Regions from separate parts of the Homo sapiens genome. Here all the other regions are linked to region 5. Evidence: read pairs that join two places in POLR2A ChIA-PET (ENCODE). Cell type or tissue: CD4-positive, alpha-beta T cell. All regions are shown on one strand. Each heading gives the region's core, and the rest is flanking DNA. Links, peaks and the distances in the headings are about the cores only. Region 1 has its middle 15 kb from the start of CD2. Region 2 holds the start of CD2 (CD2 molecule). Region 3 overlaps CD101-AS1 (CD101 antisense RNA 1). Region 4 holds the start of LOC105378927 (a long non-coding RNA gene). Region 5 overlaps PTGFRN (prostaglandin F2 receptor inhibitor). Region 6 overlaps CD2 (CD2 molecule).

Evidence for each region. Peaks named below come from ENCODE experiments on the same cell type or tissue, not always from the same donor. Only the 100,000 strongest peaks of a DNase experiment are listed, where the experiment ranks them.
Region 1: POLR2A ChIA-PET joins it to region 5 with 36 read pairs; 7 of 35 experiments call an interaction of 5 or more read pairs at or near these places.
Region 2: POLR2A ChIA-PET joins it to region 5 with 13 read pairs; 6 of 35 experiments call an interaction of 5 or more read pairs at or near these places.
Region 3: POLR2A ChIA-PET joins it to region 5 with 15 read pairs; 7 of 35 experiments call an interaction of 5 or more read pairs at or near these places.
Region 4: POLR2A ChIA-PET joins it to region 5 with 31 read pairs; 5 of 35 experiments call an interaction of 5 or more read pairs at or near these places.
Region 6: POLR2A ChIA-PET joins it to region 5 with 16 read pairs; 7 of 35 experiments call an interaction of 5 or more read pairs at or near these places.

Annotation. Positions count from the first base shown.
Region 1 is chr1:116,736,551-116,741,500 of GRCh38, reverse strand. It overlaps the pseudogene NEFHP1. Among named protein-coding and RNA genes, the nearest start is that of CD2, 15 kb to the left of the region's middle. RefSeq lists enhancers at 2,417-2,626, 3,095-3,394. In CD4-positive, alpha-beta T cell, for the core only: CTCF peaks have their summits at 3,839 and 4,038 (motif pointing left); DNase peaks (open chromatin) are centred at 2,530, 3,450 and 3,910; H3K4me3 peaks cover 338 bases; H3K27ac peaks cover 4,000 bases.
Region 2 is chr1:116,751,465-116,756,414 of GRCh38, reverse strand. CD2 (CD2 molecule) reads right to left here and starts at 1,985. Exons shown (of 5, transcript NM_001767.5): 1 at 1,862-1,985; 2 at 1,464-1,784. The coding sequence starts at 1,922. RefSeq lists promoters at 1,868-2,310, 1,868-4,465, cis regulatory regions at 3,369-3,398, 3,736-4,235 and a silencer at 3,232-3,735. In CD4-positive, alpha-beta T cell, for the core only: a CTCF peak has its summit at 1,802; a DNase peak (open chromatin) is centred at 2,014; H3K4me3 peaks cover 2,350 bases; H3K27ac peaks cover 3,234 bases.
Region 3 is chr1:117,047,058-117,052,007 of GRCh38, reverse strand. It overlaps CD101-AS1 (CD101 antisense RNA 1), which reads left to right. Exons shown (of 4, transcript NR_110786.1): 2 at 1,674-1,841. Among named protein-coding and RNA genes, the nearest start is that of CD101-AS1, 10 kb to the left of the region's middle. RefSeq lists an enhancer at 1-23. In CD4-positive, alpha-beta T cell, for the core only: no CTCF peak of the experiment used is centred there; DNase peaks (open chromatin) are centred at 1,957, 2,447 and 2,747; H3K4me3 peaks cover 109 bases; H3K27ac peaks cover 1,736 bases.
Region 4 is chr1:116,875,638-116,880,587 of GRCh38, reverse strand. LOC105378927 (a long non-coding RNA gene) reads right to left here and starts at 570. Exons shown (of 3, transcript XR_001737804.2): 1 at 512-570. RefSeq lists enhancers at 916-995, 1,046-1,335, 864-1,395, 701-1,900, 1,396-1,927. In CD4-positive, alpha-beta T cell, for the core only: no CTCF peak of the experiment used is centred there; DNase peaks (open chromatin) are centred at 1,597 and 2,357; H3K4me3 peaks cover 779 bases; H3K27ac peaks cover 1,624 bases.
Region 5 is chr1:116,984,341-116,989,290 of GRCh38, reverse strand. PTGFRN (prostaglandin F2 receptor inhibitor) reads right to left here. Exons shown (of 9, transcript NM_020440.4): 8 at 4,306-4,611; 9 at 1-2,490. The coding sequence ends at 2,324. Among named protein-coding and RNA genes, the nearest start is that of CD101, 15 kb to the left of the region's middle. In CD4-positive, alpha-beta T cell, for the core only: no CTCF peak of the experiment used is centred there; DNase peaks (open chromatin) are centred at 1,900 and 2,380; H3K4me3 peaks cover 1,104 bases; H3K27ac peaks cover 1,317 bases.
Region 6 is chr1:116,767,474-116,772,423 of GRCh38, reverse strand. It overlaps CD2 (CD2 molecule), which reads right to left. Exons shown (of 5, transcript NM_001767.5): 5 at 3,195-3,960. The coding sequence ends at 3,641. Among named protein-coding and RNA genes, the nearest start is that of CD2, 16 kb to the right of the region's middle. RefSeq lists cis regulatory regions at 2,446-2,477, 2,552-2,574, 2,649-2,672, 2,740-2,760 and enhancers at 2,246-2,775, 2,108-3,207, 1,908-3,207, 1,708-3,207. In CD4-positive, alpha-beta T cell, for the core only: no CTCF peak of the experiment used is centred there; DNase peaks (open chromatin) are centred at 1,543, 2,583, 3,283 and 3,503; H3K4me3 peaks cover 289 bases; H3K27ac peaks cover 3,154 bases.

The DNA of each region.
Region 1 (4,950 bases), core at 391-4,390, 250 kb after region 5:
GAGAAATGGCGGCCCAGCTGCGAGAGTACTACCAGGACCTGCTCAATGTCAAGATGGCTCTGGATATAGAGATAGCCCCTTACAGAAAACTCCTGGAAGGTGAGGAATGTCAGACTGGCTTTGGCCCAATTCCTTTCTCACTTCCAGAAGGACTCCTCCAAATGCCCTCCATGTCCACTCACATAAAGGTCTAAAGCAAAGAGAAGATCAAAGTGGTAGAGAAGTCTGAGAAAGAAACTGTGATTGTGGAGGAACAGACAGAGGAGACCCAAGTGACTGAAAAAGTGACTGAAGAAGAGGAGAAAGAGGCCAAAGAGGAGGAGGTCAAGGAGGAAGAAGGGGGTGAAGAAGAGGAGGCAAAAGGGGGAGAAGAAGAAGCAAAGTCTCCCCTAGCAGAAGAGGCCACATCCCCAGAGAAGGAAGCCAAGTCCCCAGTGAAGGAAGAGGCAAAGTCACCGGCTGAGGCCAAGTCCCCAGAGAAGGAGGAAGCAAAATCCCCAGCTGAGGTGAAGTCTTCTGGGAAGGCCAAGTCCCCAACAAAGGAAGAGGCAAAGTCACTGGCTAAGGCCAAGTCCCCACAGAAAGAGGAAGCAAAATCTCCAGCTGAGATCAAGTCCCCCCGGGAAGGCCAAGTCCCCAGCAAAGGAAGAGGCAAAGTCACTGGCTGAGGCCAAGTCTCCAAAGAAGGCCAAGTCCCCAGTGAAGGAAGAAGCAAAGTCCCCTGAGAAGGCCAAGACTCTTGATGTGAAGTCTCCAGAAGCCAACACTCCAGCAAAGGAGGAAGCAAGGCCCTCTGCAGATAAATCCCCCAAAAAGGCCAAAAGCCCTGTCAAAGAGGAGGTCAAGTTCCCAGAGAAGGTGAAGTCTCCCCTGAAAGAGGATGCCAAGGCCCCCGAGAAGGAGATCCCAAAGAAGGAAGAGGTGAAGTCCCCAGTGAAGGAGGAGGAGAAGCCCCAGGACGTAAAAGTCAAAGAGCCTGCAAAGAAGGCAGAGGAAGAGAAAGCTACCGCCACGCCAAAAACAGAGAAGGAGAGCAAGAAAGAGGAGTCATCCAACAAGGAGGCTCCAAAGCCCGAGGTGGAGGAGAAGGAAGCTGCCATCGAAAAGCCCAAAGAATCCAAAGTTGAAGCCAAGAAGGAAGAGGCTGAAGATAAGAAAAAAGCAGCCACCTTAGAGAAGGAGGCTCCTGCCAAGGTGGAGGTGAAGGAAGACGCTAAACCCAAAGAGAAGACAGAGATGGCCAAGAAGGAACCAGATGATGCCAAGGCCAAGGAACCCAGAAAACCAGCAGAGAGGGAGGAGGCGGCAGCAGCAATGGAGAAAAAAGATACCAAGGAGGAGAAGGCCACTGAGTTCAAGAAGCCTGAGGAGAAACCCAAGACCCAAAGCCAAAGACGACCCTCTCAAAGGAGCTCAGTGAACCTAAGGCGGAAAAGGCTGAAAAATCCTCCAGCACAGACCAAAAAGACAGCAGGCCTCCAGAGAAGGCCACAGAAGACAAGGCTGCCAAGGGGAAGTAAGGCAGGGAGAAAGGAATGTCTGGAGCAGCCAAAGAAACTCAAAAGGGTCCTGGAGCTCAAGGATCAGAGTAATGCAATTTTTACTTTTTATGTAAGAAGAAACTGCTTAGATGACAGGGCCTCCCTCTTCAAACAGGAACTTCATTAGCAATATGTTAGCAAAAGAGGGCAATCCCAGCCTCCTGCCCCCACACCCTCCCGAGGCGATGGACAATTATGTTATGATAGCTTATGTAGCCGAATGTGATACATGCCAAATGCCATACGTAAATACTTGACTATAAAAACTGCCCCCCTCCTTTCCAAATAAGTGCATTTATTGCCTCTATGTGCAACTGACAGATGACCACAAGCAGTTAGAAACACATTATGCTTGAGATGTCTTAACCTGTTCCCAAATGCCTTCTGTTTTCCAAAGGAGTGGTCAAGCCCTTGCCCAGAGACCTCTATTCTGGAAGAGTGGTCCAGGTGGGGCCGGGCACTGGGCACTGAATTATGCCAGGGCGCACTTTCCACCTGTGTCCAGTTTCAATTGCTTCTGTGCAATAAAACAAAGTGCTTATAAAACGACAAAAAGAAAAAAAACTGATATTTGCCAGGGCTTCAGTGATGATCAGAAAGGCCACACTGTGTGTCTGTGGCCAGGTCCTATTGATGTTTATCTTGGTTGTATCTAGATGATCACAGCAGAATTTCAGTATCAGTATCAGCAGCAAAATCAGATTCCACAAACATTGTCACTGCCAGGCAAAGAGGTGAGTGTTCTCACAAAAGCAGCCTAATGTTATCGGCCACCAATGCATGCACCATGGCAGCAGATGTACTCTTTTCCAGCCAAAAAGTCTGTCTCTGAGAGCTTGTTCCTTTGTCAGGTGTTATCTCCTCCAAGGCAAAAACTGAGTTTTCTTTTCCTCTTGGGCTTCCCACCCACAAAGCAGAGAGGACAGAATCGGCCCACAGTGCCAGTTCCTGTGTGAAGCCTGGGTTCCGGATATGAAAGTCACTGACCTTGGAATTCCCCCAAGCGTTAAACACCTCTGAGAGAAGGGGTACATGCTTGTTGCTAGCTGTATAATCATGTGCTTTAAGGGAAAAGAGCTTTGAGCCACCACATGCTAGAAACACGAATTTAGGCATGTCATTTCATGTCTTTGCGTCTCGGTTTCCACATTTGTAAAAGAAGACAAATGCTTTGTTCTCAAGCCTATTGTGAGGTCAAATGAAGTGACGTGTGTCCAGGGTCTAGCACGATGCCTGGCCCTAGGAGATGCTCAACAAATGTCAGCTTTCTTCCCAGATTGCCTCTATGTTCCTGATAATGAGGCCAACTTAAGAGAATAAAAGAGACAAAATAGAGAAGTTTCACCTTCGGAAGTAAGTCAGGAGAACTCAAGCTCAGGGCTTGAAGACTTCGTAGCAGAGAAGTCGTGAACTGTAGATTGAGAAGAACTAGGAAACTTTATATGATTCCTTAGGTATGCGTTACTTTTCTCTGCTTTTTATTTTTGTTTTTGTTACCCTCCTCTTCCTAGTTATTTCTCAGGATTGCCTAAGTATAAAGCCAGCAGGGCCTGTGAGATTGTGATCTAAGAAGCTGTGATGTAGGGAGCAGGGGGAGACAGAGCCCTTTCTCAGCTGTTGGGCTTGGGATATGAGCCCCAGAACACTAAGGAGGTGGCGCCTGCTGCCCAGAGTAGAGGAAGATAGACTGAGGCCCTAGCTCTGAACAGAAAGGGTGGGAGACATCGGCTCGCCTAGGCCAGGAGAGCGGCCACCATGGCTAAGTAGTAGGAAGTCTATGCAGCTCTCCAGCAAACTGCAAGAGCCCAAAAAGTGCTGGTTGTATGAATAACTGAACAAGCAAGGTGAAAGAAGTGATGATGTAATGGAATTCAAGCTAAAAAAAGAAACCCAGGCTTAAAATGCAAATTCTAACTTTTTCCTATTTAGTATCTGTGTGATCTTCAAAGTAACCTCTTTGGGCCTCAGTTTTGTCATGTCTGAAATGGTGAGGTGCAGCCAGGTGCCGTGGCTCACGCCTGTAATCCCAACACTTTGGGAGGTCAAGGCAAGTGGATCGCTTGAGGCCAGAGTTCAAGACCAGCCTGGGCAACATAGTGAGACCCTGTCTCTATAAAAATGAAAATTTAAAAAAAAAAATGATGATCTGTGGGAAGGAGTTACAATCTGGCCTGCTCACTTATACTCAAAAGTTTGTGGTGAAGACTAGATGAGGTCACCAAGAAAACACCTACACCGAATGCCGGAAATTTCAGGACAGCATCGTGATGGTGAGGGTGGCCGTAAAAAACATCTGGGGAAAATCACTCAAGGGAAGACTTCTGGGGTTTGGTTCAGCCCTGGCCAGATCCCACTCCAGGAGAGAGGGCAATCTCTTCAGTCAGATGAGCTGATCATCTCAGGGCAACCCAGCGAATGTATCCCTTTCTGGCAGTTTCCAGGGTAGCTTTTTTCAAAGGACCGTGGGCCAAAGTCCCTGCCTGCTGCTGCCACCCTCTGGCAGCAACCTGAGCCACACTCTTGTCAATTTCACTGGTTAGAACATCTTTTACACATTCGTTTACATTTGCATAGTGTTTTCCAGTTTACACTTCTTCCCCCCTCAAGAATGATATTCTTTTATCCAAACAATATCCTTGTGGCATACACATTTTTGTAGTTGAAGAAACCAAGGCTTGGGAAAGGTAAATGGTTTGTCTAAGGAGACTTAGCAAGGAGATGAGACCAGGCTCTCTGATTCCAAGACCTGTGTTCTTTTCACTGTCATAGGGGCATGTCAGTTAGTTCTACTTCTGTTGTTGCACTTCTCAAACTCTGACAGAATCGGATATGAACATGGAGTTCTCCAGACCTCCTCTCTCACCCCATCCCTCCAACACATCCCCAAATTCTCCAGACCCCATCTGTATCTGCAGCTGCCTATGAGTGAAGGGAGGTAAGGACTACAGATATGAACAAGGCAGAGCAGCACCTGCTCTTCTCTGGGATTCAGACAGATGAAGGAGATGAGACAGATACCCAGGGACCTCAGGACCTGGGAGAAATGCACATGGAATTCACCAGAGGCCAAAGGGACTCCAGCTAGGTGGTACCTGAGCTGGTCCTGAAGAGACAAACAGGTTGTAAGTTCACAAAGAGGTAGATGCAGGACCTTCCAGGCAGAGGAAATGGCAGAAGCCAGGCTTCAGTGCACTGAACCGGGGAATACCTGCTCCGGTTGAGCAGAGGAGGGAGGCAGGTGGTGAAGCTGGAGAGGGAAGTTGGAGGAGATCTCGGCAGGATGGAATTCATACTGTTTTCTAAAGGCAACAATAAACCAGCCATCCTGCATGTCTCCCATTTATTCACTTAACAAATATTTATTGTGATAGGCATATACTCTGTTTGTTTCTCGGGATAAAAGCAAAAG
Region 2 (4,950 bases), core at 309-4,308, 230 kb after region 5:
CTTTAAATAAGATCATGTAAGCAAGCACTTGACCCCTAACTGGTAGCCATTATTTCCGCCGCAATGCTAAATGCGACCCAAATGTGAAAACACCAGCATGGTCCCCCGCGTAGGGCTCACACTCAAAACAGGACACTCGAGTTTTGTGCTGTTTGGAGTCCTGAGATCTGTGGTTTCCAGAGCCCATAATCAGAGGCCCTTTTCAGCGCCATGCTCAACCCCACTACATTTCTACAAGGTGCTCTCCACTCAAGGTTGCAGGACTAGGGTGTGGAAAGTTGTCACTTCAGGGGAGCTGACAGTGTCTGGGATTGCTGGAGTGGGCAATCTGACACTATCTGGGATTGCTGGTAGGCCCAGGTGCTGAAGATGGGGCTGGAGACAGAGAGGAAGAAGGTGGGGTCCCTGCTTCTGGTGATATTTTCTGTGTGAAGCACAGAAATGCTTATTTGCTCACTGAATGGCTGGCCTGTGCTCATGCTGGGGTTCCTGTCTGCCTCCCCAAGTCAAGCGCAGCTTCTTCTTTTCCCTTCTTGTCACTACTTCCCCAGCATCCCCCCGGGCTTTCAACTTCAATGGCATTTCGATTCCACTTTCTCTACCTTCTCTCCCTTGCCTAAGCCACCTTTCTCTATGCCTGACCCTTATTATCCTCATTCTTCCTATTTTAGAGGCACCCTTTGGTCTAGGCCAGTGGCGATTGACTTTGGCAGCTCATTAGAATCCCCCAGGGAGCTTTAGAACCTAATGATACCCAGGCCGCATGCAAAAAAAATCTGATTTAATTGGTCCTCACTCCACTTGGATTACAGCAGCAGCTTTCTAACTAGTCTCCCTAACCCCATCCTCAATATCCACTCCTGTCCTCCCAGTACAGGCAGAGATATACAAAGCCACACCTTGTGCATCTTCTACACATATCAGCAAAAATCACCTGCCACCTTGTATCACTCTGACAAGCAGATCCAAAATAAGGGCTGTTCATCCTTAAATATGTTGTTTCCAGCCCTTTTCTGCCATATAACTCCTCCTTCAGGGCAGCCTGGCTTGAAATGGGCTCTGTCGATGAAAGGCCCGCTGCTCTCCAGTCAGCCTCTTCTTCTCGCCCCACTCTTAGCTCGCCGATTCATCAGCAACCTGGAACAGTTGCCTTTTCCCTCGGCCTACCTGTGTCCCCCTCCCGATTAATGCCACCTTAATCCAGGTTCTTCACCCAACCCCACATTCCTGTAACCACCTGAAGACAGAGTTGTAGGCAGGTAGACTTGAGGGTCTATCAGATGTGTGGATCCCATTCCCGCATTGGACCACAGTCTCCACTGGGGCAGGAGACATGCATCTGGTTTCCTGTATAGCCCCCCTGGAGGCAGAGGTCAGCGCTGGGGAATATTAGAAATGCTATTTTCCAACTTGCCAAATAGCACCCACACTGAAATAAAGCAATTAAGGGAATGAACACTTACCTTGAATCTTCAAATCAAATATTTTTTCCAACACATTTTTTCCTTTTGTATCATATATTGATACCTTGTAGATATCCTGATCATCGGTCTTCAGATGCTTAATTTTCAGAGTTCCATTTTTAAATAGCTTATATGTATCTTTTTCCTTGAAAGTCTCTTTCTCTTTTCTGAATTGTGCAATCTTTTTCTTGTCTGAAGTTTTTTCCCATTTTATATCGTCAATATCATCACTCATTTGAAAACTAGGAATGTCCAAGTTGATGTCCTGACCCAAGGCACCCCAGGTTTCCAAGGCATTCGTAATCTCTTTGGAGACTGCACCTATAAAAAGCAAAAGAGTTACTGAGAGTCACTTTCAGGGAAAGCTGGGTTGGGACTTCTTTGACTCTTATGCTTACCTTTGGAAGAAACATTGAAAATCAGAAGGAAGCTGGCTACAAATTTACATGGAAAGCTCATCTTAGGGGTTGGTTTCCTCTTTTGATTCTGAGCTCTTCATGCAAAAGGAACTGAAGTGAGACTGGTGGAGTCCACACCCCGAGAGCTTAACCACGTGCCTCTCTTTACATCTTTTACAGTAACATAAAACATAATACACATACACAGAGAGCAAGAGCGCGCACAAGCCAGCCCTTCTGATGTGCTCCTTTGCCAAAGCAGATGTGTTTATGAGTGTGTGTTTTCTTGCTGCATTTTAATTCTCACACAAAAAAATTGGGAAGGATAGGTTTTCTCATCTCAGTGAAAGAGAAAAGGAACAGAGAGGCTAAGTAGATCACTAAGGATCACTCTTTTGTAAACAAGAAGCCAAATTCAACCACACAGCCTTTTATCCACTTAGGTATACTGTCCCTAACAAGACCACATAGAAATATAGGTAAATGTTCACAAGCCAATAGCAGAATGCAAACATTTATCCCATATGATTATATTGAAAAATGTAGACCCATAAAATGATGAGGAAATTGATTTTTTTGTTTCTCCAAAGATATTTTTCATGTTCTAAAATCGTTTTTGTGGTGAAAAGAAAGAAATTGAATATCAGCTGTAAATGCTTGCAATCCCCAAATCCTATGTTCGGCATACATTTTACAACTCTAGTGAAATTCACAGTTAGATAAATAAAAACTTATTCCAAAACAAAGAAGCATAGAGACTATGAAATATAATTAAACTACCAAAACAAAGGAGTCAAAAGCATTTAAAGTGATTAACATTATAGGTGGTTAAGAAAAAGGAGAGATTAGGAGAAAAAATAAATGAGAGGGAACAGGGAGAGAAAAAAAGAACAGAAATTTGTGACACAAGGAAACAGACAGTGATGCAGAGACGGGTGTGCCCTGAAAAGATGCCTAAAAAGAGAAATAACCATGACAGACTTCCAAAGCACATTTTCAGGGTTATAATTCTTTAGGTCACAGTGAGTAAAAATTGCAAAAGTGGTGCTCGTTTTCTTTTTCAACTTTAAGTACAAATATGGATATTATCTGTCAGAAAGTTGCCAAGGAAATGAAATTAAGTCAAAGCAGTTGTTTGCTGTTACTGGGTAAAAGAAAGCCAAATATTTACCTCATGGTTGTATGAGCGTCATCCACAATAATGAACTACAGTTGGATTAAAGTTTTAAATGCAAAAATACTATAATAATGCTAAAAGGAGGCCGGGGGTGGTGGATCACAGCTATAATCCCAGCACTCTGGGAGGTCGAGGCGGACCTCCTCACCTGAGGTCAGGAGTTCAAGACCAGCCTGGCCAACATGGTGAAACCCATCTCTACTAAAAATACAAAAATTAGCCAGGTGTGGTGATGTGCGCCTGTAATCCCAGCTACTCAGGAGGCTGAGGCAGGCAAATTGCTTGAATCTGGGAAGCGGAGGTTGCAGTGAGCCAGGATTGTGCCACTGCACTCCAGCCTGGGGAGCAGAGTGAGACTCTGTCTCAAAATAAATAACTAAATAAATAAAATAATAACAATAATGCTAAAAGGACAATATAGAAAGATATTCCTATAGTTTGAGTATGGAAGGCCTGGCTACATATAACATATAATCCAAAGTAAGAAAGAAAAGATGAACACAACTGATGATATAAAGAAGTAAGATTTACATGCAGATGAAGAAATAAGGAACAAAATGAAAAGGCGTGACAAAATATTTGCAATATATATAAAATTATTAATATTCAAAATATTCTTACCAATAATTCTTACCAATCAATACAAAGTAGTTTTTAAAATGGGCAAATGATATAAATGATCAGCTTGCAGAAGAAATATTTCGCAGAAGAAATATCAAACCTACAAGAGGAGTCTAATGTGACCAAAAATATATGTATATATCTTAGCTATAAAATACCATTTTTCACCATCAGATTGGTAAAATTAGAAAAGATGATAATTTACATTATTAACATGAGTGTGTGGAGAAATGAACCCTCATACAACATCAGAGGGAATGTAAATCAATACCTTCTGGGGAAAGGAATTTATCATTTCCACCAAACTTTAAAATTTATGTCTTTTTCTCACCTAGTGATTTTAATTTGAGAAATCTATCCCACAGAAATGATTGCACAGATGTTTTAAAATTCTGTTCAAGGACGTTTGTTGTAGCATTTTTGTAATAAAAAATTGCAAACAACTAAAATTATGGTATATCCATATTATGAAATATTGTATAACCATCAAAATAGTATAACATAGGCCTAAAAGTAAGACATGGAAAGATGCTTTTGGTAAATCACATGAAAAGAGCACATTGCAAAACAATATCTATAGGATTAGTCCTTTTTATATATGATACTATGTTTATACTATGCTATGGGTATACCAGTATACCATAGCATACTATGTTGTTATTAAGGTATGTGTTGGAAAAAAGCCTGAAAGGGTTGATGCTGAATTTTTTTACAGTGCTTGTCTTTCAGGTATTAGATTGTGAGAGAACTGAAATGAAATTTTCACTTCTTACCTTTGTAAACCAAAAAGAATTTGAGACAGATCTCAATCAATTTAGAAGTTTATTTCATCAACATTAGGGACAAAAAGGAACACAGAACCACAGGAAAAATCTGTGGTTTGTGCCTTTTTCTCAAGATTATTTCAAAACCTTCAGTTAAGGGGAAAAGCTGGCCAGAGGGGAAGGAGGGAGGGTACAGTCACATTACTGAATCCATATGTTGCAAGAGAAAAAAAGTAGGTAGGGGAATGGTCAATTTGTATTCTTCTCATGCTCAGTAAATTGGCACTTTCTTAAGATAAGGTGAACATAGAGTAGCTACCCGTGGAGACAGCAGCTTTTTATCTGTAACTCTCTGCTTAGGAACTCAAGGAAAGGCAGTTTCTTGTGTGACTCAACTTTCAGCTTAATTTTTCCTTTTGGCATAATGAATTGGGGTCCCAGGATTTTATGTTTCTTTCACATTTTATTTATTTCTGTGAAGTTTAAAATTTTGGAAATAAGCACCTTTTTTGTTAATAAAAAATGTC
Region 3 (4,950 bases), core at 528-4,527, 62 kb before region 5:
GGTGGATTCCAGGTTCTCAAGCTGAGCGTAAACAATACTACCCAATGCTCTGAAGACTTTTGCCATGAAGTTTTTAAGCCTCCTTGGATGCTGGGATCTTAGTAGCTGAGAAAACTCTGGCAGAGTTCTTCCTGGTTCTCCCTCCTTTTCCTTTCTGAGTTAACCTGGGAGCCAGAGCAGAGCAGCCTCTGGTTTTTGCTGCTATTTTTTAGTACTAAAATGGCCTTAAAGAACTCATCAACCTTTTAAAACATGAGTCAGGTTCTGTTACTTTGCCTATAACTCTTCAGTGACTTTCTGTTAAACTTAGAGAAAAAGGTTAAGTCATCCTTTTGGTTCCTACGGGCGCTGCACGGTTTGGCCCTTCCTGCTTTCACTCTCACAGACAGCCACGCCACTCCTCACCCATTATATTGCAGCCGCCCTAACCTGTTTTCTGTTCCTCAGTGTGCCAAGCTTTGTATTACCCTAAGGCCTGCATTCATATTGTGCTTTCTGCCTGGAATGCTTTCCTCAGTTCTTTAAAAACTTAGCCCTTCATCCTGTAGGTCTCAGCAAGCACCATCTCAGTGAGACTTGCCCTGACTACTTTATCTACAAAGGTTCTTCCTTGTTCTCTCTCAGTATCCGGTTTGCTTTCCACATAACATTTATTTCAGAGTTGTCTGTTGACTTGTTTATCGTCTGTCTTCTCCATGGACTATATGTGTAATTGCCAAGAAAGCAGGGACTTATTTCTGTTTGGCTCACTAATCACTGTATACACAGCATGTAAACATTCCATAAGTATCTGTTAAATGGAATGGATGAAATCATAGGGTAGAAGGAACCCTAAAGCCACCTAATGCATCCTCCCAAATCCCTTCCACAGCATCCCTAATGGATTCAGCATAGAAACTTCTGGTTATAGCAAGTTCTGTTTGGGTGTGTCGAAATGTTAGTTAATTCTAATGCATATTGAGCAGAAATCTTTCTGTCTGAAACTTCCACTTTCTTGTCATGTGGAATTAAACAAAATACACCTGATCCATTTTTACATCACTTTAAAATATATGAATATGACTATTTCATCCTCTCTGCACTTCACATGCATTCTCTTTGCCCAGAGAAACTTGTCCAACTGCATCAATTACTTTTCTCCCTCCGACACCCCCTCACCAGTATTTTGCTTTTTCTTTTTTGAGACAGAGTCTCACTCTTTTGCCCAGGCTGGAGTGCAGTGGCACGATCTCAGCTCACTGCAACCTCTGCCTCCTGGGTTCAAGCGATTCTCCTGCCTCAGCCTCCCGAGTAGCTGGAATTACAGGCACATGCCACCACACCTGGCTAATTTTTGTATTTTTAGTAGAGATGGGGTTTCGCCAGTATTTTTTGATGAATGTATGCTTAATTTGAGGCATCCCAAAGAAAATTCAATATGAAAAATGCCGTGGGATAATTATCTCCTTTATTTTGGATATGACCATTTTATATATGAAATGGAAAACTCTAAATCTTTTTCTCTGTTTTTTCAATAAGTATGTTATGCTAATAATATATATCAAGTGTGCAATCAACCAAAACACTGTTTTCATTTTTCATGCGTGAGCTCATCTCCCCTATCTGGTGCATCTAATTGCCTAAACTTAACTATGGATTCTATATTTCATGTTAATTTTGATTCATTATTCTAGGTTATCCAGATCTCTTTGAATCTTGTTCCTGTCAACTGACTTATTAGTGCCATCTCCTAATTCTGTGTCAACTTGACAAGCCTGCTGTCTTTCCCTTCATCCAAGTTGCCAATAAAAATGCTCAACAAGGCAGAGTGCTTTAGCAAGACCTGGAGAGATCTCCTACAGGTAAACACGTTGCCATGGTCTTTACACCTTGGGTATGATCATTCACCCAAGCATGGAGTCACATAGTGTCCACGTTGTTCCTCTTGTTCAAAGGCCTTGCTGCAGTTCATGCATGCGGAATCTATAGCTGTCCCATGACTTACCAGCCTAGCAGAAAGCAGCACATCAGAAAAGGAAGTGAGTTTAACTTGGCATGTCATTTTCTTTCTTTCTTTTCTTTTTTTTTTTTGAGACAGAATCTCGCTCTGTCACCCAGGCTGGAGTGCAATGGCACCATCTCGGCTCACTGCAACCTCTGCCTCCTGGGTTCAAGCGATTCTCCCGCCTCAGCCTCCTGAGTAGCTGGGATTACAAGCGTGCGTCACCACTCCCGGTCAATTTTTGTATTTTTAGTAGAGATGGGGTTTCACTGTGTTGGCCAGGCTGGTCTCGAACTCCTGACCTCAGGTGATTCGCCCGCCTCGGCCTCCCAAAGTGCTGGGATTACAGGCGTGAGCCACCGCGCCTAGCATGGCATGGCATTTTCTTGGTGAGCAGCACAGGAAGCAGCCCAGAGGCCTCAGTGGGGTGGCTCTTCAGAACAGAGGCCCTCGCCTCACACTAGGCTAGTGATTCAGTCACACCACCATCTCCTACGTCAATTTGTCTCACAACACTGTCATGTCTCACTTCTTATAGAATCTGTCGCCTCCTTTCTCTCCCTCTTGGTGCTCTCTCAAGGTTTACATGCATTTGGATGAAAGCTAGGAAGGTTCTAAGTTGTAAGTGAGGGATTTGCTGCGTCTCTCAAGGAGAAGAGGAAGTTACCTCTTTTGATGAAGATCCAAGGCATCCTCCACTGTCACGTGGTGCAGAAGCAGACATCCCCTTCAAAAGATCTAGCTCTTCCCAGCTCTTCTGTTCCTCTTTAGTACTTTCTCACCCTCCCTTGCAGACTGAACTTCCACCTAACTCTAAGCGGAAGCCCACACACCTGTTTCCACACACAGTAAGACAGGACTTCTCCTGTCTGCTGTACCACAGAGACAGGCCTTGCCTCAGTGTGGTGGGGCTTGCTGCCTCCCCTGGTGTCTGAAGGGTTTCTTCCTGCAAGCACTCAGCCTTCTTCCTTCTCTGGGTCAGCAGTTTCTTCGGGAGCTGCAAGCACTGCTGGCACGGTGGATCCGAGAGACCCACTTGAGCCTCAGAGCAGAGCTGGATGGGGCAGAAGCTGGTCAATTCTTTTTTCTCTGTAGTTTGTTGGCTTTTATTTCTGCCTTCTCACTCTTATGTGCTAATTGTCACTGTTTCTTCTCTCTGTTTCTCTTCTTCTCCTGCTTTCCCCACTATCCTCCCTGCTCGACCCTCCACATTTCTCCTTGAGTTCAGGGCAGACAGAAACAGCATTAATGATCAGCTGCAGAGGAGGAGGTGTCAAGGGTTTCTGTATTCCCACCCAGAGCTCTGCATGCATGTTTAAGCAATCCCTTTCCATCTTTACACTCTTTCATGATGACACTGTTTCTGACACTTCAGTGATCACCTATTTCTGATGGAAGAGCTGGAGCATTGCTAAGTGGCAGGTGGGGAAATTCTACTCAGTTCACTTGACTGGTTTTGCTCTTAAGTTGTAATCCTACCCAAGTGTACACATGCACAGTAAAAAATACCAAACCTGTAGCACTCAGATAACTTACTCCATCTGAACTATGTTAACAGACATGAAGAGTGCACACCTTGGATAGGTACAGGACAAGCCACAGTCCAGTTCATTAATTATGCTGTCAATTTGGCTATAGTCTGAATGATGTTTCCCATAATTCACATATTGAAGTCCCAGCCCCCAGTGTGTTGGTATTTGAAGATGGGGCCTTTGGGAGATAATTAGGTTTAGATGAGGTCATGAGGATGGGTCATGATGGTATTAGTGCCCTTCTAAGAAGAGACCAGAGAGTTTGCCTTCTTTGTCATGCCATGTGACTACACAGTGAGAAGGTGGCTTGTCTACAAGCCAGAAAGAGAGTCCTCACCAAAATCCACATCATCTGGCACTTTGACTGGGACTTCCAGCCTACAGAACTGTGAGAAAATGAGTATCTGTTATTTCAGCCACCCCATCGGTGGTATTTTGTTATGGCAGCCCAAGCAGACTAATACAGATTCCAAACTAATTATTTGCTATCTGCCATAATAGTTGTTTTCCAAATGTGCCATTTGCACTCAAATCTACATGTAAATTGAAACAGGTAATTAATATAGGTACAATGTACCTCAGAATAGGAGTCTCTGGTGATGCCATTTCTCATTAATTCCCATATATTACATATCTTTACTTGGAACTCTTGGGTTAAACTACCCTGGCTTTGCATTTAACTGTAAAGCACTCAGATAATTCTATCCACATGCTCCTCTGTTCACACTGCCTTGATATCCTGACTTCTGAAACTTTATACTTACCTATCCCTTAAATTATCCTTTTGAGCTAAGAACCCAAGCAATGATCCTATTTCGTGGCAAAACCCATGCTTGCATTCTATTTCCACATCCTGTTCTACTAGTGTGCTAAGAATTAAGAAGTAAAATGCAAGTATCTCGTTTCCTTTTCAGGAATGGCTAGCTTGTTAAGAATGATGATGACACCTAACATTTATGAGTTCTGACTCCCTCACATGTATATCTCATTTAATCCTCACAATCAACTCTGTGAAGTAATGGGTATTATCCCCATTTTATGGATGAGGAAATTGAGGCAAAGCAAGATTAACCAGCAAAGATCACACAGCTAGTGGGTGACATCGTCAGAGCTTGAACCCAGGCAGTCTGAATCCAGAGCACACATTCCTGAGTATTAATTTTTTGGATGTATTCATTGGGCACACCATCTAAAAGAAGCAAAAAAATCTAAGTAGAGGAATGTAAGAGATAGTAGTTAGTGGCTTCAATTTCATCTCATCGATAGATGAGGGCTCATATATTTACTGTTTCTTTTGTATGGAAAGACTACTATTAAATACGGAGTTGCCATTGAGCCTTCTGTTGCCAGGTGGAAAATCTACTGGTTTACTGCATTTGAATGATCCACATTTAATCCTAACTGAATGCCTTTCCTCAATCAATAAAAGAATTTCAA
Region 4 (4,950 bases), core at 426-4,425, 110 kb after region 5:
ATGGAACATGTGAGTGCAAGGATCAAAAAAGCATGCATATATAAAATCAGTTGCTTTGGGGTGGTAAGTTTAGTAGTGACTTCTTTTTCTCATTTGAACATGCTTTTAATGATGTTATTTACATAATGGTTATATAATGAATTTTTGATGTTTAAAGAATTCCTAAGCAATTTGGAAAAAATCAGATAATCTGATGAAGACTGGAGATTTGTTGTTGTCCAGTGACTGAGTAGATCCCAGTCTGAGAGGCCAGCACATGGGCTCTGAGTTCAAACTGTCTGATTTGAGACCATAACTTTGCCACTTTCTAGCTGTATTTTTACTTTTTATTTATTTATTTTTAAATTTTTATAGAGATGAGGTCTTACTATGTTGCCCAGGCTGGTCCCAAACTCCTGGGCTCAAGAAATCCACTTGTCTTGGCCTCCCAAAGTGCTGAGATTACAGGCGTCAGCCATCGCACCCTGGCCACTGCCACTTTCTAGCTATATAACCTTGAGAATATTCTTACCTCCTCTGTCAAATGGAGACAAGAATGACATCTGTTTCACAGGCTCTTGCAAGTCTAAGTGAGTTGGTAAATGCTTAGAAGAATTTCTGGCCCAGAGTGAGGACTTAGTAAATATTGGTTCTCATGATTATACTGTGGATAAGCCATGTGCCCTAAGCCACATCAACCTGGGCAAAAAAAAAAAAAACTAAAGTCAGAGGAATTTCTCTGGTTTGACAGTGACCCATGCTTGTGGGTCTTCCCTGACTTTTTCCAGAACGCTTCAGGGTATCTGGCAAGCAAGGGTGCCGGCTGCCTCAGTTGGCTGCAAGAAGGGAAGGCTCGCTTAAGGCCCACTGTCCAGGTGGAGAGGCTGGTTATCCCTTCCAAGGACATGGAGGTGCCTGCTGCTGAAGCGGCAGGGCTGGCAGTCAAGGTGGCGGCTACTGCAGATGCCACAGCTGGTGCTGTCTCCTGCTGGTGCCCACAGTCACACGCTGGCTGCCCTGTGCCAATCGACTCTCGACCCTGCCACCCTGTTGTGGGTAAAAAAGCACATCTTTGACTTTCCTTGTGCTTGCAGCCCGCCACACTCAGTCCACCAGGACAGAAGACACAAGTCTGAGTGACAGGCTCCGATTTACTCTTCATGCTCTTCCTTCTTCTTGTCGCTGAAACATCACACAGTTGGAGCCCGTGTAAAACTAACTCTCCCCTCTCTCCCAGGAGGGCCCACAGGCTTCCTGCCACCGCTTCCTCCTTGTCAGAGGGACAAGTCCAGACCTGTCCGAATGCTCATGCTCATGTGAAGGCAATTCTGCTCCAGCTGAGACCCCTGCAGCACAATGCCGGACTGACAGCCAACCTGGAGAAAATGTTTGGATGCAGGAATGAGGAACAGATGCCCAGATAGCTAAGGGCAGGGATGGCCAAAAAGGAGGGAGAGGGAGGCGCCTGAGCTGCTGCTGACTGGACACTAAAGGTGGGGGAAGGAGGAGGGAGGGCAGGCAGCTGCTGGAAAGGGGGAAGGGAGGTCCCTGGCAGATGCTAAAAAAACCCTGAAGCTCATTTGCCCAAATCAGCTTCAACCTCCCCAGAGTGTCTTCCTCACCACTCCATGTCCCCCTATTCTTCTCTGGCTTCTAATCTATACAGAAAAGGATTTTTGAGGTTGGGGGGTGGGGTTGTTCACCAGTGTGATTGACTCATACGCCTCACCCCAGAGGCAGACCTATTATCTCAAATAATGCTTGCTTTCTCCCTCACCTGAGCGGGATTAGAAATGGGGACAACGTTCATTAGTAAAGGGGGGAGTGTCTGAGGAAAACTGGATGTTGTGGAAAGGGAAGATGCAAAGTAAAAAGCCCTGGTGGAAATAAAGTGCTCAACCGGTCCTGTATCCATTAAAGTAATAACATCGTTGCATGGCAGGTTTATCACTCCCTTCCAGCTCCTCAGCGTGGGAGCTGTGGCTCTTTTTAAAAATGAGAACAGAGTCGCGTGCTGCTGCTCCAGTGTGGAAGGGCAGGTCTCCCTGTCCCTCCCCCAGCGCTCCTCTCTTTACCCTGCCCCCAAGTCGTGGACTTCTCCCAGCCTCTGGAACCAGCGCTAAAATTCATTTCACTCTTTAATTAGATTTCATGGAGTAAGGGATTGAGAGGGGTGCTGGGAAAGGCGTTCATATGCCCTCTTTCCGTGGAGAGGGGTAATGCTGTTGATAGGGGAGGTGGGACAATGGTTGCCATGGAGACATATTCCCAGACATACAGACACACACTCATTTTAATGTCTTTCTTTTTTTTCTTTTTCCAGCAGGGGAAGGATCCGGTGCCCTATTTTTAGTGTCAGATTTCAGCAAAACAATTCACTTTCATCACACACACACACACACACACACACACACACACACACACACACTCTGCTGGGTTTTAAAGTAGGTCACATTTCCTAACTGTATCAAGAGCTCAGATCTGTCTTGCTTGAGTAGTGCAAGCTTCCGCGGAAGATTTTACTGATTGAGACGAAGATCTCAGACTTGCCTTGGTACAGTTTTCTTTCATTTTGGTTTGACAGGCATTAGAATAGGCAGAATGAATAGCTGTAGGTAAATTTACATTTTAAAGACTAAGGCAAAATGTCTGGGCAGTGATAATAGGAAGGGGAGGTACAGAAATTAAAATGACAAACTCATCTGTTATTTCATTATCAGATTATCACTGATTATTTTTTTTAAAAATATTCCTTGAGTGCCCATACTGCAGAGCCTTTTAGGGAAGACATAAGTCCTGATTGGTAGCTGTTCAGTTTAAATTTTTGATTCTTGTTCCAGATAAACTGGGTATGTCAGAACATGTGAATCCAGAATTTGGGGTTTTACTTCTGCTCTATCCCAAGCTGCAATTTTTGAGTGTTTCTGTCTGCATTTCTTGCTTTGTGATCTTTGCCAAATCTCACAGTCCTTCTGTGACTAGAATACCCTATTGACTGGAATCAGTACTAGATGTTCTCCTAGCAGAACTAGCCCACGGCGAGACTGTAAATTGGTCAAGTGTCTTCAGCAGCCCCAGACTCACACACACCCCCAGATCTTCCCAGCCCTTCCTATTCCTATGGGGTTTCATTCCTCTTTCCAAGATGGCAGCAAATCTAGCCTAATTTAGGAAGGGCTATTATTTCTTCACTTGAAGCTCTCTATTATTAACTGGAGGCTTTTGGTTTTAATGGGGAGGTTATTTTTACACTGGTAGGGATTTCTGGCTTCCCTTTCACAACACAAAGTGGGGAACTCCCTGTGTATAGAACCAAAGGGAACTCCACAGTCCATAGCTTTAAAAACAATAGCCTAATAAAAAAAGAAAGGCTGGAATGAAGCCCTCAAGATATAACATTGACAATGTCTTCCAGGTAGTGGATGTTCAGTAGGTTTTTATTTCCTCCTTCATAACCTTTTGTATTTTTCAAAATTAGTTGAGCATACATTGCCTTCTTAATCTGAAAAGAAAGTAATAAAAATAAAAACAAGAACTGAAGCCTTATATTGAATGAATGTTTGTGTTAATTACTATACTAGGAGTCTTTTGTGTATAATCCTTATAACCACACTCAGAGATAGGTATTATGATCCCTATTTAACAGATGAGGAACCTAATAAGGAAAGAATTGCCCAGGTCATACATACAACTAGCAAGAATGAGGATCCAAACACAGATCTGTCCAAATTCATACCCACGTTCCGATATCATAACTGTGAGCTCCTCAAATAAGTATAGCTACCATTTATTCAACACTTAGTAAATGCCAAACTTATATATCTATTTGATATATATTATATCAAATCAAATCTACACATTGGGTAGGTTTGTTTTAATATCTGCATTCAAAGGTTCAGAAAGATTAAGTAATTTGCCCAAAGTCACATAGGCAGTAAGTAATAGGAATGGCAATATTTGAATCCAGGTTTGTGCAAAGCTCATAATAGCCCCACAGCGTTATGGGTTCAGATTGGGCAATTAAGAGAGCCTTAAATGGGCATTCTCTAATACAGATGCCCTATTGTCACATACACTAAATTCTATTGGCTGAAAATTCTGAGTTTTGACTAAGCAGCAGAATTTACTTTCTTATTGCAGATCTATACCTCTTAATAGGAAAATGTCTAAGATAAGACATTTAGTCAGACTATTCACTAACATGAGTCCTTTGCTTACGAAGACATAGACTCATGTAGTCTGGGTCCCTGAATCTCTGGAGCACCTATCCTGGACAGTTGCATGCGTGGTGGCTCATGCCTATAATCCCAGCACTTTAGGAGGCTGAGGCAGGTGGATCACCTGAGGTCAGGAGTTCAAGACTAGCCTGACCAACATGGCGAAACCCCATCTCTACTAAAAATACAAAAAATTAGCCAAGCGTGGTGGTGCATGCCTGTAATCCCAGCTTCTTGGCAGGCTGAGGCAGGAGAATCGCTTGAGCCTGGTAGGCGGAGGTTGCAGTGAGCCAAGATTGTGCCACTGCACTCCAGCCTGAGCGACAGAGCAAGACTCTGTCTCAGAAAAAAAAAAAAAAAAAAAAAAAGAAGGAGAAATGTATTTTTTGTATTAGAGTGATTAAATTCTTAGGTCAACTACTGGTAGCCATTTAACCTACCCTAACTAAACCATAAATTTGTACTGCAATAGCAGTGCTGGGAAGGGAAAAGCATGGTCCCTTTAAATGATATAGAATGGGGGAAGGGAAGTGCTGGGTAGAGGAGGGCGTGGTCCCTGGCTAGAGCTCTACCCACACAGACCTAGGTGAGACAGGCATTTTTGTTTTTCTTCCCAAATGTTGCATTTCCTAAGACCACCCTGGCCTGCCACACCCCCATCCTGTGCCTATAAAAACCCCGGAGACCCTAGCAGGCAGACACACAGGCAGCTGGACGGCGAGAGGAGCCTATCAGCGGAGGAATACACAGGTGG
Region 5 (4,950 bases), core at 280-4,279:
GTGGACATGGGGCAGGTGGGTGGAGGTCAATGCCTTAACAACTCCAGCCCTGAACTGCAGCATCAGTATGAAAGGAAAAGGTACAGTGTGTAAGCACCCATCACATTTACCACCATCGAGTGTCTGCTGTGACTCAGTCCATGGTTTTACACACACCCGGTCAGGTCCAAAGCTAAGCACCCTTTCTTCCTACTAAGAAGGGCCTGTGCCAATAAAATCCTGAATCTCCTTTTAATAGATGCAAGGGCTGAAAGGGCACTGGCTGTTACTAATACAGCACCTGTTTAAATATCTGTTCTCTCTTTAATTCTCACTTGTACAATCACCTACAAGCTGCCTCTTCTGAAATAGCAGTTAGGATATGTTATGACATGCAGAAAATACCCAAATCTAGTGCCAACAAGGCCTCGTCCTCTTCCTCTAGTCACTCAGGCCCTGGTGGGGTATACTTGTTGCCCGTCTTCCCACCACAGGCCCGGGCCAAGGAAAGGCTACTGTCAATGCAGAATCTAATGTTTCTACCATGTGCATGGTCCCCTTGGTGGGGAAAACTCAATGGGAATCTGCTTCCAGGGGCGACTCGGTGATAAGTGCAGAACCGGCTGTGGGGGAGCAGGGGGAAATGGTGAGCCAGGAGGAGCACAACTCATCCGGCCCATGGTGACAAAGAGCTGCACATGAATGGCCATCATTTTGTATTAGTTTATTGCTCAAAACAAATGAATCTTTTTTTCCCCTTTGGAAGAGAGAGCAGTGTTAGATCCTTCAAAGTCAAGATAAAAGCAGAGGATTGCAATTAGGGCATGAGTCACCAGCGAGCCTCAGAAAACCCTACTGGGATGCTTCCGAAAGGCCAGTGCTGTGCAGGGGGCGAGACACTTCAGGGAGCGGGAGGCTCCAAGGACAGAGCTTTTAAAGCAGCAGCAGAAGCCTGGGATGTGGAAGATCTCTGTCTACTCTCCTATTCCTGATGGGAGCAGTCGGGCAAAGCACACCGCTCTTGACTCTGCTCTACAGGCCATTCACATAACAGCAAATTGCTGGGTTTCCTTCATGTCCCTATTAGGAAAGCAAAACATACCACAAAGTATACCCTTTCTCACTAACCCCCTGCAGTGGACCTTAAAATGACCTGAAGGACTGAAAAGGTCATAGAAAAAACATGGTGCTTCTAGGTAATTTCTGATTCCTTGAAGTCAGTCAGTCTTGCAAGTAGCAATTTGCCTTCAGGTTAAGGAGCCCAAGCACGTGTGAAGGACATGGCATATCTGTGGGTCCCCCTGCAAGACTCTTGGTGACCAATGCCTTTGCCCCCCACAATGGGCAAGAGAGAGGAATAGTGGTGGCTTCTTTAGCCTAACTTGCACCTGGCACCACTCTGACCCTCCTGGCCCCAGCTGCGTAAGAATAACTTCGTGGGATCCCTCTTCTGCTCCTCCTGGAGTCCCCTGAGACACAGTGGCCTCACAACTACTGGAGCAGGTATCTGATCCTTTCCTTGTCCCCATCCTCCCCTTCCTTGCAGCCCTTCTTACTGCCCTGGACAGAGGTGGCTGTGTATTTTTCTTCATATTCATTCTTAAGGCTAAGGTGGCAAGATAAGGTGCTCAGTGGAGAGCCAAATTGTAGATTCCAGGGCTGCCATTTCAGTGCTCTCACAGAAAACAAATACAAAAGAAATGGAAAAGGGGCAGAGAAGCAAAAAAAAAAAAAAAAAAAGCAGTTGGGCTCAATAAGAAGTTATATACTCCAAGTTTGGATTTCAAATGTAGTCTAAACCCCTGAAAACAGGGGGTGGGGTAGGGTCGTAAAAGCCACAAATTAGCCTTCGGCACAGGTCTGTGTTGTCTGTCAGCCGGGTAGAGGGTGGCGCTCAGCAGCTCTCTGAACACGTGCCTCCAACGCGGAAGCTGGCTCTCAGGCGGGCAGGCACATTCTCACTGAAGATAAAGAACTCCGCATGCCATCACCCCTTCCTCACCACAACCCCGCGAAACAAAAGCTATAAACACACACAAGTCAGAGGATCTATAAACCAGTGGGAGAAAAAAAATTAGATGAAGGTTAACCATTAAAAAGCTGCAGTTGGGAAAACACACACTCGATTGTTACATCAGAAAGTGCCGTGGGAAGAAGAGCCGTGTGCTGGTAAACATGTCCGCGCTCAGAACTTGACATGCAGAAAAGAGAGAGCGCCAAGTCCCACCTGAGATTAGAGAGGACTGGTTTTTAGTGTAACACACTTTGTTTTAAAATATCACTGTCCTCTTCTTGCCCCAATTGCTCCTAGAACGTCCCTCTGTCACTCCCCTCCCGGGCCAGCCTAGTCCATCTCCATCGACATGAGCCTGCGGCGCTCGCGCCGTGTCTCCTGAACCTCCTTCTTACAACACCAGTGGGAGCTGCAGTACCCGATGAGACAGGACAGGAGCCCGATGACCGTGGACAGACCGACGCCGATCAGCAAGGGATACTTGAAGGCGTTCAGCACTGGGAGGGAGAGATCAAAGGGGAAGCCAGTCAGTGCTGCGAGGGAGGCCGCTTTGGGGGCACCCTCGCCTCCCTTCCCCACTGGAGCAGGATCTCCCGAGAGATAAGGTCTCATTCCTCCTGCATCTAGCACCTAGCACACCACTGGAGACAGGAGAAGCTCAGCCTTATCTGTCACAAAAATGAGCAAATGTCTTCCTACCCAGCTCTGCGGGGAGAATAAAAACCACAAAGAAGATTTCACTCGATGCCTTTGAATGTCAACTTGCTTTTTAGGGTTTTGGCAAAAGATTGATTTTTAAAAGTCAGTATAAGGGCACCGCACGTTCAGCAGCAGATGCATCCTTAAAAAAACCATGCATAAATCAATCCTATGCATCAAATAACTGAAGTGTACTAAGGGAGCTATTTTAAGTAACACTATACTAAATTATCTAGCAAAGTGAATAATCACTCCCCTGTTTGTTAAATCTGGGTTTTTATACGGAGTTACTTCAAGCAAGGAATTCCTAAGATGCAAAATATGGTACAGATGATTTAAGTGTCAGAAATGCACAAACACCATTTAGACTCCACCCTTGAAATCCCACCTTCCTTTCCCCATAAGTACCCATGCTCCTTGGGTGGACGCTGCCACTGGGCTAGGTGCTTTACGTTTGCTAAGGTTTAATTTTCGAAATAGCCCCATAGAAGACTATTATCCCATTTTACGAGAGAAAATGGATCAGAAAGGCTAAGTAGTCTGTGGAAGAGCTAGGGCTCCAATTTCCATCTGACTGATCACTAGGGAAACACTCAAAAGGCTTTTACTCATCCTCGGAGGCCCCTGGACTTTAATTCTCTTTATGGAGTTATTTCGACTAACATGTACTTTCTGAAATTTTCCACAAAGGAGACATGTTTTTTGTAAACCAAGGAACAACTGTCCCCACTCTGGGATGCTCAAGGAACAAAGCTCTGACTGTCTAGTTAGGTTGACCCTGGTGTTCATCGTGGGCCAACGAGGCTGGGAGCTCATCCTCCCATCTTGGGGCTCCGTGAAGTACCCACTCTGTGCCACTGACTCCAGAAGGAGTCTCTTTTTTTTTTTTTTGAGATGGAGTATCCCATTGTCGCCTGGGCTGGAGTGCAATGGTGCGATCTCGGCTCACTGCAACCTCCACCTCCTGGGTTCAAGCAATTCTCCTGCTTCAGCCTCCGAGTAGCTGGGATTACAGGCACCCGCCACCACTCCTGGCTAATTTTGTTTTTCTTTTTTGTATTTTTAGTAGAGACGGGGTTTCACTATGTTGGCCAGGCAGGTCTCGAACTCCTGACCTCATGATCCGCCCGCCTCGGCCTCCCAAAGTGCTGGGGTTACAGGCGTGAGCCACTGTGCCCAGCCATGAGTCTCTCTTAAGAAGCAAAACCAGTGGTAGTGAGAGTAGCAGGTCCCTAAGCTATAGCCTCCCCTATTGACCTGAGCCCTCTCTCTCAAGGCTGCTCTCTGCCTGTGCCTAGCAGAATCCATGCCAACCCTCGGACACCATAAAGCGAGTTTCTATAAATTTATGGAAGAGGCAAAGCCTTGAAAATTTTTCTAGTAAGTCTTGAAAATTATTTATCAATGGTGACACTAGCACATAATAGCAAAGCTGGGGAAACTGCAAGGGCTGCTGGTGCCCTTCTGGGTGCAGGCTCAGGCCAGGTCTAGAAAGAAAGCAGGACGTGCTATGGCACATTCCTCAAACTGTGGCCACCTGGGTTCTGTCAGCTACAGCCTGGCACAAGAAGAAGACATTCCCAAACACTGAGAAATTTGGGTGACATTCTTACCATCCATCTTCACAGTTATAAAAACGGGCTTGGAGTGGATCTCTGCCTCCTTCTGCCAGGAACCTGTTGGTGACTTCACCCATGGAGTCACGGAACAGTAGTAGTTGCCAAAGTCCTGGTCCTCGGAGCCATGCACTTGCAGCAAGAATTCCAGCACACTCACGCGCTCCAGGCTGAGGTCGCTCTTCCAGTCCCTCCGGGAGGTGGTCACGATGCCCTTCCGATCCAGGGAAGACAGGAGCACAGGAGCCTTGTCCAGGCCAAAAGAGTGCACCGCAAACCAGGACACATCAAAGGCCATGTCATCTACGGATTACCAAGCCAAAACCCTGGGGTCAGTGCAATGGGCAGAAGTCATATGTATGGCCACATCCATGTATGAGGCCCTTACTACGTATGGCAAGCACAACACTACATGCCTTCGGTCTCACTGGATCCTCACAACAGCCCTATGATGAAGGCACTATCATACTTTTATTCTGCCATTATTGCCAGACTATATACCTGCTCAAGGTCATGTAGTCAGCAGGTAGCAGAGTGTGCAGCTTAACCCAGGGAGTACAGCTCCAGAGCCCAGCCTCTTAACCACTGCACTGCTGCCACCCAGACTAAGGGGCCACAGGAAGAAGAGTCAGGGCCAAAAAC
Region 6 (4,950 bases), core at 687-4,686, 220 kb after region 5:
GTCAGAACTTCCTGGCTTCGATACCTGTGAGTCTTCTACTACATTGAACTTCATGGGCACAGAACTGGACACAGAGATGGTCTCACACAAGATTCACGTTACAGTGGAGTTCAAGAGTTAGGAAAGGTCTCCCCCAGGAAATGACTTTCTGTCTGAACTCTGAAAGAAGAATGTGGACAGGTGAAGAGCCAGGTGAAAAGTGTGGGCAGTGGGAACAGCATGTATAATAGGAACAGCATGTACAGTGGTCCTGAGGTGGCAAACTTATTGGTGAACTTGAGTCACCAAGTCACTGCAACCCACTGAGCATGGGTAAGGAGCCTAACATTAGAAAATTAGCAAAGGAAAAGGAGCAGGAGGACTGAGATGAAATTTCCCAGTTTACAGTTGAGACCCTTTTGGAGCTAAGCTGGTCCAGCTGCTAGTATTAGACTATTATTTAGGGTGGGCAGATAGGCTATCAGAAACCTCTAAATTTTCTGTCTTCATATAAACCTCTGCGATGTTCCAGTGCCTTAAATTATGTGGATATTTTTTCCAACATGGTTGGCCTTCTTATTGGAGATTTGCTTGTGGGGGAATAGCTAACTGGGCTACAACTGTTTATTTTTCTTACAATACTGCATTATCTATAGTCTCCAAGGTTGTCTACAACTTGAATGCCCATTGGAATCAGCTGGAGAGGTTGTTTAAAAATATGTTTATTTGGCCCCCAACCTGACTGACAGAAGTGTCAGCATTTTTTTTTTTTTCACAAGCTCTACAAGCTATTCCTACGCAGCTGGCCTGACTACTTCTCAGAATGTCCATGCTCTGGGGCAGGTTCAGTGGGATGTCACACAGTGTCAGACAGGTGGGTGACAGCAGCACAAATCTTAAGCAAGGTTCGTGTTTCCCACCTAATGGTGGTGCAGGGCAGAGAATCTGTCTTATCTTCCCTGGATAAGGAGGACAAGCATGTTGTGTATGTTCACTTCCCTTCCTTTCATCAGGACTGGGCTCACCCATTGAATCAATTGGCTAATGATAGCTTCAATAAAGTGCTGGCAGCGATATTGAGAAATGGTCATTGTACTCAAAAAGCTTCTTTACTATGCATTTCATCAATTCTAAAATGCACTAACATAAAATAACATTTTTTCACATTTTAATATCTCAGGAATGGGATTGTGACTGAAAGTTGACTGTATCTTAGTATTTGTTACAATGCAACTGAGAAGTGTTCTTCTCTTTCTTAGTGGCATGTAAAAGAATGATGCCACTTAAAATCAATGCCATCTTCAAATTAGTTAAATATAGTTGTTAAAAAAGAAAAAGAAATACAAAAAGTTGAAAACAGTAGTTGAAAAATCAATGACATCTTCAAATCAGTTAAATACAGTAGTTGAAAAAGAAACTACATGTTTGTGTAAACAGAAAGCCAAATGAGCCTTGCTCATGCTGTTGCCTCTACATGGGTAATTCTGTACCTCTGCTTCACCAGTTCAATTAATCTATTACAACGCAACCCAAACGTCCCTCCTCTAGGAAGCCCTCTTTGTCACCCCAGTCTTACCACTCAGTCTGGGTTCAAAGTCCTTCCTCTGGGTTCATGCACTTGCCTCTGACCTATATTTATCATACTGCATTGCATTTGTCCCATGGTTGGTCCGTTTCTTGCCTACCAGGTGGTGAGCTCCTTGAAAGCAGAGATGCAATTGTACACCTCTGTTTTCCTAGTGCCTAGCACAGAGCCTGACACATAGTAGAAGTTCAATAAATGTTCGTTGAATGAATGAACGATGAAGGATTGAATAGGGTGTATGTGTTTTGTACCATATGTAATGCCACAGGAGTTCAGAAGAAAGGCAGAGCCCAGGGCTGAATAGACCAGGGAAGATTTTCTTAAGGGAATGGCGTATGAGCTGTTCTGGTGAGATAGCCAATGAAATCACTCATGGGTATCATGAAGAATGAGAAAGGGGCAGAGCTAGGACCCTCATCTCTCTCTCTCTCTCTCTCTCTCTCTCCTTTTTTTTTTTAGACGGAGTTTTGCTCTTTTGCCCAGGCTAGAGCGAAGTGACACGATCTCACCTCACTGCAACCTCCACACCCCAGGGTTCAAGCAATTATTCTGCCTCAACCTCCCGAGTAGCTGGGGTTATAGGTGCGTGCCACGATGCCCGGCTAATTTTTTTTTTTTTTTTTTTAAGTAGAGAAGGGGTTTCACCATGTTGGCCAGGCTGGTCTCAAACTCCTGACCTCAGGTGATCTACCTGCTTTGGCCTCCCAAAGTGTTAGGATTACTGGCACGAGCCACCATGCCCGGCCAGAGCCCTCATCTCTCTACTGGGTAGATCCTGTGGCAATTGTTACCTAGCTGGATTTTGTGTTTGAATTTTGGGAGGCGATGAGGTTTCATTCATCATTGCCCTTAGTAATTAACTCTGGTTGCTGGAAAAATAGACTCTCAGATTCAGAGGAAAAAGTAGTTCAATCCTCAGTGAGCTGTCACAGGAAGTCCTGAATGTACTTAGTTTTTGTGGTTTAGCCCTCAGAGCTTCCTGCCAGAGTGTAACAAGGTTTAGCAAGTCTAAGAAGCCAAGGAGAAGGCGGGCAGACAGGACCACAGACAAGGCACCAGCATTTCAAAGCAGGTGCCTTCTCACCACCTATTGTTTTAGAACTCTAACTGAAAACTATTTTTTTCTCCCCACTTCCCTCAAAGTACAGCTGCATGACTGCTAGCTGGGGATGGGGTCTGACCTTTTAATCATAGTCATTTAAGACACTTAAGATTTGATTCAACTGAGTTGTCTCTTAGCCTATCTTTTTGTATGTCATCTGATGAGTTCATGACACCTCCAGTATCCATAGATTCCCTTGTTTTGAAGGATGACAGTACAGGTCATTATGACCGTGTCTGAACAGTCAAGAAAGTAAGACCTAAAATGTTAAGTTTTCTGGTGACTCCTGTTAACGTTTGTGCATGGAGGCTTTAATTCATTATGGAAATCTACAAATAGGTTGTTGGACCCAGCTTTGCAGCTGAGACCTGGGGAGCATGTTCGGGTCATTCTGGTGAGGACTAAGGAGGTCTCAGCCGGATTGAGTTGACTGAATTTGATCCTGCTGTCACACCAGCGAGGCTCTTTCTTATTCGGCAGCTTCCTCTCCTCGACACTGGGATCCTTCACACAATGAGCAGACACGGGTCTAGTCAAAGCTTTTATTTCACTTTTACTCACAGGATGGTGGGCAAGTGTCCACCAGGGCACATAAGAAACTCCAGAGTCTCTTAAGCAGATAGGCTGCTTGTAGTGAGACCCAGGCACACCAATCACTTGATTTATCGCATCTACACATGACCTGAGAGGGGACAAGAAATCTCTAAGATTTCTGTGCTCGGTCCTCTACCATTCTTGCAATCACACTTATATTGCTTCTCCTTACTGGTGTGATGGAGCTCTCTGAGGAGACCAAAAACTCCAGATGTTGACCACATGGCTGAGTTCGAAGATGCAGAGGTGGCTGTGGCCCACAGCCTCAGGAGGTGACAATGTTCTGCACACAGAAAACACCTCATGGAAGTACGGATATGCACATCAGGAGGGCAGAAATCCACAGTGCTTTTTATTGAAAAAGACAGTTTCTATCTTTTTTAATTAGAGGAAGGGGACAATGAGTTTTCTGCTGCCCCATGGGGAGGTTTTGGCTGAACTCGAGGTCTGGGGAGGGGCGGGCCTTTCTGCTGGTGAACTTGTGTGCCCGACGGAGCAGGAGGCCTCTTCTGAGGCTGGTGCTGAACACGGTGTCCAGGAGGCGGGGGACGATGACTAGGTGCCTGGGAACGATGACCAGGTGGTGGAGGAGGATGTTGGGAAGTTGCTGGATTCTGAGGGGTTGAAGCTGGAATTTGGTGGGGCTTCCGGCCCCTTTCTTCAGTAGCTACTCTGTGGGCTCTTGTCTCCAGCTCCTCATCTGCAACAACAAAACCTCAATAGAGTTCATCTTGGCCAGGTGAAATCAATGTAAATATTGAGTACCTTTTATATGCAAGGCGCCATGCTAGCTGCTTTGGGGGATGCAATGAGGAAGCAGAAGTTGCCCCTACTATCTGAGAACTCTAAGCTTGTAGGAGAGAAAGAAGTGCTCACCATAAGGTAGAGTGAAAGCCTAGGACAAGAGAACTCAAGGAATCAGCAGGAAGAAGACACATGGGTGGAGGGCTTTGTGCCTGGGGCTCCCATGATCAGAGAGAGCACGCAGACCTGGAACCCTACCTCTGTGCTGACCTAGAAATTGTTCCCTGAGAGCAAGAACCTCATGGTTAGAGCGCATGGGAAGGGGTTATGAGCAGTCATGGAGGATATTAGTAACTACATTCCTTCTGAGGCATTTCTATGTTAGATCTGCCTTTCCCCCAATTCTACTGTCATGCAATCCACCTTCCGGCAAGAGGTTGGAACACATGCAAGGAACTTTTTGTCCTTAGAAATTTACTCGCTTCTCAGAAATTCAAGACCTATGTTCTTGGCCTTAGGAGGGAAAGAACTCCTCCTCTCCTCACCCTTCAGGATTTTCTTCTTTGTGTGACTTCAGTCCATGAAAGCAGGCCTACAGCTACTCGTAATGTAGTTTTTCCTGTACTCTTAAAATCACAGGGAATCTGTGAAGGTGCCCAGCTGCTAGAGGCCTGGAGCACCCTGCTGGCCCCTCTGGACTCCTTTAGGCTGTAAGTTAGGTATTTCAGTCCCTGCACCCAAGGCCGTCTTTGCAGTGGCTCCAGAGGGAGGTAGGAAGAGAAGTTTTTCCCTGGGGTGAAATAATTACCTCTTTTTTTTTTTTTTTTTGAGTTGAAGTTTCACTCTTGTTGCCCAGGCTAGAGTGCAATGGTGCGATCTTGGCTCACTGCAGCCTCTGCCTCCCAGGTTCAAACAATTCTCCTGCCTCGGCCTCCTGAGTAGCTGG